Linked DNA regions of Homo sapiens: region 1 is linked to region 2. Evidence: chromatin contacts called from ENCODE Hi-C or POLR2A ChIA-PET data. All regions are on one chromosome and are shown on one strand. Each heading gives the region's core, a stretch centred on a gene start or an enhancer-like site at or near the end of the contact. The rest is flanking DNA. Distances are from core to core; before and after follow the strand shown.

Evidence for each region. A loop is a pair of places that touch in the nucleus more often than their neighbours do. ChIA-PET counts read pairs that join two places held with the same protein, here RNA polymerase II (POLR2A). Pooled maps may share reads with other maps.
Region 1: a map of psoas muscle shows a loop between it and region 2 (2.4-fold over the local background). The contact joins two enhancer-like sites. A Hi-C loop is called at or near these places in 15 of 168 maps with a recorded cell type or tissue (Calu3, MCF 10A, PC-9 and 9 more) and 9 of 50 pooled maps. POLR2A ChIA-PET finds 5 or more read pairs at or near these places in 5 of 52 experiments (AG04450, H1, HEK293 and 1 more).

Annotation. Positions count from the first base shown.
Region 1 is chr12:106,193,484-106,197,393 of GRCh38, forward strand. No RefSeq gene overlaps it. Among named protein-coding and RNA genes, the nearest start is that of CKAP4, 53 kb to the right of the region's middle. Within about 2 kb of position 2,293, at least 12 of the 41 ENCODE cell types and tissues checked have a DNase peak (open chromatin) inside an H3K27ac peak, as active enhancers do; they include gastrocnemius medialis, heart right ventricle and psoas muscle, where a contact is called at or near this core.
Region 2 is chr12:106,145,653-106,149,898 of GRCh38, forward strand. No RefSeq gene overlaps it. Among named protein-coding and RNA genes, the nearest start is that of NUAK1, 8.8 kb to the left of the region's middle. RefSeq lists an enhancer at 2,547-3,046. Within about 2 kb of position 2,564, at least 8 of the 41 ENCODE cell types and tissues checked have a DNase peak (open chromatin) inside an H3K27ac peak, as active enhancers do; they include gastrocnemius medialis, heart right ventricle and psoas muscle, where a contact is called at or near this core.

The sequences.
Region 1 (3,910 bases), core at 1,043-3,542, 48 kb after region 2:
TATCTTAGTCTCATGGCAGAAAGTAACGGAACAGTATCGGAACCACACAATGGCTCTTAAAGCTTCTGCTGAATGGTGGCTCTGTCACATCTGCCCACAGTCCACTGACGAAAGCAAGTCCATGGCCAAACCCAACATCAATGGGAAGCACTGAAAGTTATGTGGCCATGGGCAGTAATGCACAATCCTCTTACGAGAAGGGTAGTGGCTAACTGGAAACAATAATATGATCCACTGCCAAGGCTTTAGAAGTTATTTGCTTCAAGCATCTCATTTGACAGATGGGAAAACTGAGGCCAGGATGAGTTAAGTAAATTGCTCACAATCACATGGGGTTGCCAGTGGCAGAGCAAAGGCAAGGACCTAGGTCTCCTGCCTCCCAGTCCAGGGTTCTTCCCTGCACCCCAGGCTGCTCCCCTACAGTTTCACTTTGGCAAGTAAGGAAAGATTGTTCACGGTTGTCCTCTGTTTGTCCTCTTCAGTTCACTCGAGCAATATGTTTCCTAGCACAGAGAGCTGGCTGATGGTCAGGGCAAAAGCGAAAGTTCTCCAGAATCATTATTTGAGCTTGTTTCTCTTCAGGCACCAGTCTTAAGAGAAATTTGGTTCCGGGTGATTGAACAGAGCCTTGGAAGCAAGCATAAGAAATTACAATACTGCAATTTTTTAGATTTATTGATTTGGATTTGGAATTGGGAATTTGGGGCTCTTTTCTTTCATTCTGATTTGTCTTGTTATGTTTCTACCAGCTTTTAAGCCCACAGAGAAGAAAAAGTAATGGCTATTGAATATCTATAAGGAATGAGACACTGAGAGTTTTGATACATATGTCATCTTTATTATACACATTTTCCTGGGTAAGTGGACATTTGTAAAAAATATTTCTCAAGTTACGTGTTTCTCTCCACCCTCTACCCCTTTTGATAAAATATTTTATATAACATATTTCAAACACTAAGTGTGTAAACTGATTATAAATGCTAAGAATTTTGGAGCGGTCACTGTCTAAACAACCCATTTACCTTGGTGCAAGCAGAACTGATGGGGGCAGGGCATCTGGATCTGTGCTCAGCTTCTCAACATTCTGAGTTTCCACTGGACTCAGTGACCTGCATCCCATCCCAGAACCACTTTTAGCAAAAGCTCTCTTAACAGAGTTAAGGGGACCCTATGTGCCCCATGCTGAATATTGGAACCAGGTAGGAACCTTCTCCAGTCTTCCCAGCTGGACTGCTATATCTCTGATCCAGAAGAGAGGATGCGCTAGGCTACCAGCTACTAGTTGAGGGAAGTGGATAAATTATATTCTCTTCACTGGCCTTCATTATATCTTTGCCTCTGTTCCTATGTCTCTGTTATCCTTTCTCCCCAGTCACCATTGATTCTCTAAAAGTCTCTGTTTACCTAATTGCTTCATTACCTAGCACATTAGCTCCTCCAATGCTAAAGATAGCACTACGTGATAGATACTATTATCTATTATTTCCATTACGCAGATGATGCAAGTGAGGCTCAGATCAATTTTGGGTGTACAACTGTCGAGCCAGCATTTCAAACAACATCTGCCAGACCACATCCAAAGCCACAGATGCTGAAATTCACTCATTCACAAATATTACAGAGCACCTACCATCACCAAGTCTCATGTGAAACTGGAGATAAATGCTGAACAAGACCCAGCCCTCGTGCAGCTTATTCAAAATTCACTCAATAAGTATTGTCTGAGTTACCACCATGTGCCTGGGCCATAGTCATTTATAATCTGCTAGGAAATGCAAACAAAATTCACATGCAACTAACAGTTCAGTCTGCTAAGTGCTACAATGGGACAGGTGAGAACAGAGAAAGTGAGTGACAGACACATTTTCCATAACTTGCCTTGTGCTGAGTTTGAAAGACTTGCAATAAGCCTCCCAACCCCACTCTCCTATTCTAATTTTCCCCTTGCTTAGCAGCTCATCAAAAGCAGGGACCTGCAGGGATTTCAGATATACTAGTCTTTGGCATATGCTTTGCACTACAGAGAAATGTACTGGAGCAGTGCCTTAGGCCAGAATCAATTTCCTCTCCCCTCCAAGAAGCCAGGCAATGTACTTGCTGCTCCTTAACGGGAGGGTGTGGGCAGAAAGTCTGAGATGGTTCTAGAGAAGTCCAGAGATGGCTCTGTAGTCAATTACTGATGGTGAGTGAAAAATGAGGTCAGCTCCCTGACAGCAATGCCTGAGAGAGGCAGCGAAATACCACAGAACCCCCATTCTCTGTGGGCCCAAGGACACACAGCTAAAAATAGACATACAATATCACTTGGATCTGCCGAGGATTTCACAACTGCTGGCCCAGCACAAAATGTGTGGCTTTGGCCAAGTCAAGATGCAATGCAAACCAGCCGAGAAGCGCAGCATGACCAAGATCAACAATCACCAGGACAACAGCCACCCCTCTGTCCAGAAGGCCTTGACCACGGAAGCACAGTTACCCACTGCCCCAAGTCCTTGTTTGACTTGCTGTGCAACTTACAGAAAGTTTGTCTTGCATGCCAGGGACTTTCTAAGACACTTCATTTCAGGGACATTGGGGCACGGGTACTTGTGGAAGTTTGCCCCAAGAACTAGAAAATTGGTAAGAAATGTTCATGATTTTAATATAAGGGGAAACACAACTGCAAGCGTGGGATGTGGGTGGAATGAGACAAGAAAACATTTGAAAGAAAATAATTACAAACACATGAGAAGGAAAAAGAGCATGGCCCAGACTAGAAATGTGTAAAAAAATAAAACAAAAATAAGAAAAGATTTGACATTCTATTTGTGGGTTTAAAACCAATTTTAAAGTTGACAGTTCTACTCTATTGGCAAACATTTATTTCTATAATTTATGGGATATTATTTCCTGAGTGGGTAGCAGGTGCCAGAAGCTGCCCTCAACCCTTCACAAGCATCTTCCAAACCTAATCCTGACACTAACCCTATGGGGCAGATACTAACACTATTCTCATTTTTCAGACAAGGAAAGCAATTTGGACCCTTCAAAGTTTGAGCAGCCCTTAGCAAGCATCTTAACCAGTGGTTCCTCACCTGACTTGTGCATCAGATTTATCTAGGAAACCCTAAATACTACAGATTTTGGGACCTACTCTAGACACTGAATCAGATGGATGGGAGTACGCCCAGGAATCGGTGTTTACAGAGTTTCCCATATGATTCTCATATACAGCTCTGTTTGGAATCCACTTACCAATCCAACTGACCTCTTCAGTTTTCCAGACCAAAACACTGAAGCACAGGCAATTCTATTAACGTGCCCAACGTAACCAGCCTATTGGCAGCAGAGCCTGGACTAGAACCTGGGGCTTGCTGTGTGGTGCTCTCGCCATCGGATCATGCATCTTCCACTGGAATCCTAAATGGGGTAAAGGTGTGGTTTCTCTCTCTCTCACACTAAATTGCTAGACATGGCATCGCATTCACCCAATTCTTGCCCAAACCCTTCAACTCAACTCAGTGCAATTAAACAAATATCTATTGAGCAGCTACTATGAGCTACACACGGTGCTTGGTGCTGAGAATCATGGTTTCTTACCCTCATAGAGCTTAAAGTCCAGCAGAAAAGAAGAACATTTTAAAGACTGTAACCAGCTTACTGAATGAACTGGGATCAGCGAAAGCAATTGTATTTTCTCATCACTGCTCCTTCAAATCTTCTCTCTCTTTCTATTCCCCACATATCTTACATATCTTAGATGGATCCTATAGCTATTGTGGTCACTCAGGCATTAAAGAATGCCTCAGTTTTGGATAATGTATAAAGTCTCATTCATTCTAATGGTAAGGCTGCAATCTCAACCAATTAAAACGTCTTCCCCACTTTTTAGCTTGGGACTGGCTCTTGCTCAGAAGCTGCAGGGGAGAAG
Region 2 (4,246 bases), core at 1,314-3,813:
CACATATGAATGGGATGGAGCACGTGGACAGCTGGCAGCAGTCCCATTTGCCTTGTTTTCTCTGTTCTAAACCCTGTACTGAAAAATAAGATAGCTTCTTCCTGGGGAATAAAACAGCAGGGATTCGTTGGAAGTTTCTGTTATCAAAAAAAAAAGAAACTGAAAGGTGATAAATTCCTGTCAACAGATAAGGCACTGGCAGGACTCCAGAGCAGAAACAACACCGTGCCACCCTGGAAAGAGTGGCTGCCAGAAAGTCGCAAGAGTAAAAATGTCACGTGCAGGGACGTGCTGGGGTCGGGTGGGAGAAAAACTCTAATTGGCTACAATGGAAGAGGCTTAGGCTTTCACTGAGGTTAAATAGGGTTCTGGGCAGGGTGGGGTCCTTTCTCTTGCTGAATAATGCACACATTCCTTTCCCTTCATGGTTCTCAGGGTTTCATGTCTCTTGGCCTTTGCACATGCTATACCCAATTCCTGGGACCCCTCATTTCCTGGCCTCCAGATGACAAACTTCTACCATCTCAGAGACCTAGCTGAGGACGTCACCTCTCCCCTGATCCTGGGCTGGGCAGAACTGAAGGCTCAGTTCTCCTCTGTCCCCAGAGCACTCGGTTCCTGGGTCTATTATAGCACTTACCACATGGTATTACAATTACTCAATTGTGTGCCCAGCTCCCTGCAGTTGCCTGGAAGCTCCGGAATGGCAAGGTCTAGAACAGCACTATCCAATAGAAATATAACGCGAGCCACATAAATAATTTTAACTTTCCTGGCAGCCATGTTAAAAACAAGTCAAAAACAAGAGAAATTAACTTTAATAATATAATATTCGAAATAGTAATAAACATATTACTGTATTACTATAAAATAAATAGTAACAATAAAATATTTGGAATAGTTTAATTTCAATATGTAATTAATATAAACAACTCACTGATAAGATATTTTACATTTTTCTGTGCTCAATCTTCAAAATTCATTATGCATTTCACACTTAGAGTATTCTCAATTCAGAGATAAATTTTCAATGATTAAACTGAAATGCAACTCTAGCAAAACAATAAAGTTGTATTTAATAAAATTTTCATTTGAAAATTTAAATTTAAAAAATCTGAAGCAGTGTAAAATATATTTACAGTTGATTATATAAAATTATATAACATTACTTATATTTATTTTATACATATATATTTATTTTATATATATTTTATATATCCAACAGTATAGAGCTAGATCTTATTCTTCTAAGAGAAGCATAGGTCTGGCTTGTAGTGGGTGCCTTAGGAATGTTGAACAGATGTATGGATGGATGGGTGGGTAGATGGATGGATGAATGGATGGACGGATGGATGGACGGATTGATCGATGAATTTATTTGATGCCTTTACTTTCTCCCTAGTTTGCCATTCAATTTCCTATTCTGGAAATGCATAGCCCAGAAAAGAGAGTGAGAATGAACTTAAGAAAAAAAGTGAATTCACAGAAATCTTCCTTGGACTCCAATTTGCCTGTTTGCCCCATTGGGCAAAGTTCATACAAAACAAAGTTCTACTTTCCAATCCACACAGTTCAGCAACCCAGTACCTTCAACTCTGCTCAGATGTCACCCTCACCATGGGGCCTTTCCTGACCATCCTGTCTACAATTGCAGCCCACCTTCTCCACCTCCCATTCTGCTATTGGCGCTGCTTTCCTTCCCTGGATGCTTTATTCTTCACCATTGCATTTACCACCATATAATATATTATAAAATTTCTTTATTTGTTGTGTTTGTCCCCACATAGCAGGAGTTTTTATTGGTATTATTCACACATGAATCCCTAGTACCTGCTATATAGTAGGTGCTCAATCATTATGTAATGAATGAATGGGTGGATGAATGGTTTGAGTTGAGTTCTAGCAGCTCTTCCACCATTCAGCTCTGTGACCCCAGGAAGTGACTGAACCTCAATCCCTCCATACGTAAAATAGGTATAGTAATAATACTTAGTACATAGGATTGACAGGATACAATCCTACAGAGTTAATGATTACCTTGTAGAACTATGAAAATGTCTATGAAGTGTTTAACATAGTACTACATAGGCACGTGGTAAACACAGACAAAACATTAGCTGCTATTATTATTGTTTAAATAATATTATTATTAGATTTATTCTATCAGGTCTATAGCAAGCATGTAAAACAATTACCATTTCCCAAGTAATTATGTCCCAAACAAACAAACAAAAAAACTGGGTCAGGAAAAAATAGCCCTGGGACCTAGATTTCCTATATAACTGCCTACATTTATCTGTGCTGTGTTTATTTGTATTCTTTTAACTCTGGAAAACAGGTCTCTCAGACCCACCCTGCCAAGACCCAGGGTGGCTCAGTGTCAGGCCCTGCGTCCATTCTGTTTACTGTCACCAGGGACTAAGGCTCTAAAAGCAGGCACGAGAGGGAAGGCATTCCAGGCGGGTCACCAGCCCACCCGTGACGACAGACGCTCCCGGCCCACCTGCTCTGGGACGCTCACACAAGCCTTAGATGGCCTGGGGCCTGGCAGCTCGCCCAGTGGAGCCAGCCTGCCCGGCAGCCGGCTAGCTGGCAAGGGATGCATTAGCTGCCTTCCTGGCAGACAAGCCACGTGCCCTAGATTCCTCTCAAGGGCCTGCTTCTCCTGCTTCTCCCAGCCTCATCCTTTGAAACCCTTAATTTAATAGGCATATTTCCAGTCTGCCAACCCCTTCGTGATGCTCTTCATTCGCCTGTTCACTCATTCATTCAACAGATGTTAGCTGAGCATCTATGATGCTGCAGTCATTCTGCAGATAAAGAGTAATACAAGATGGTCCTCTGCCCTCGAGGAGTTTCTAATACCTCCCATCAGCATGATGCTTTACAGTTTACAAAACACTTTCCCACAAGTGGTCTTTTTTAATTCTCAAAATGATACTTTACTTGGGATTAGATATTTTTATTTCCCACGTTTTTCATGGGATATGCTAAGAGATCGAGAGACTACCCTATGGTCTCGCAACTTACAAGCTCAGGTAATTTGGCTACATAATAGCTAATATCTGAGCAACCAAAAACTTCTCCAAGAAAGGGAGAAGAAATCACATCTCACCAATAGTTGTTATATAAAAGTCACAAAAAGTCAGCTCCTTGAAAGATAAAGTCTATTTGACTGTATATCTAATGGCTCCAAAAAGAAATTGCATGTTTTACATATATAAAAGTCACAAAAAGTCAGCTCCTTAAAAGATAAAGGCTATTCGATTGTACATCTAATGGCTCCAAAAAGAAAGTGCATGTTTTGCATGGTGAGGAGACAGACTGATTTCCTCCATGACAGAACAAGGGACAACTGGGAAACTTCCAGGAATTCGGATTGAGAACCTCGCCAGATCTAGGATCTATCTGTCCCTGGCCTCTCCCATATAAATGCCCCACTCAGGACTCTTGAAACATCTGAACTCAAAACCCTGACTGCCCAAATTAACTGGATATGGACAGATGCTGGAAACACGCACACAGGTATGAACAACACCTCTTTCCCCCAGAAGCACCATTTCCAGCGTCCCTACCTTCAAACCTGAAGTTCTCCAGGGGAAACATCAGGTAGCTTTATAAGGAAAAACATCTCCCCACAGCTCCACCAAGTGGCTGGGTCTGCCCACTGAAAACTTCTCCAAGAAATGGAGAAGAAATCTAGTTCACTTCAGTGCAAGCCAAGGTACAAAATAACGACTAGGACCAAGAAAGAGAAGTTGGCCAAATGGAAATGGGGTGGAGAAATTCTGGGGAGACCCAGGAGGCATGGATGTCCTCAGGGCAGGGAGAAGGAAGGCGGTTGAAGCTCTTTAGCAAAAAGTAATTTGGCAAAAATATATAGACTCAGAGCTAGAAGTAGCCAACACTTCCCTTCTAATAGATAAGAGAACTGAAACCCAGAGACGTTCATGCTCTCATCGTGTGACAGAAGGGCAATGGTGGACCCTGTGCAAAACATGGTACTGGTGTGATCTTACTTAATCCATGTGAGTCTACGGCGGATGTATTACTACTTCCCAATTTTACAGACAAAGATAGGGCGAGAGTCAGCACGCTATGGCCCCCTGCCTGTTTTTGTGCCATACACAAGCTAAGAATGGTTTTTACACTTTTGAGTTGCTTTTGAAAATCAAATAATAATAATATTTCATGATTCATGAAAATTATATGAAATTCAGATTTCAGGGCCATAAATATAGATTTA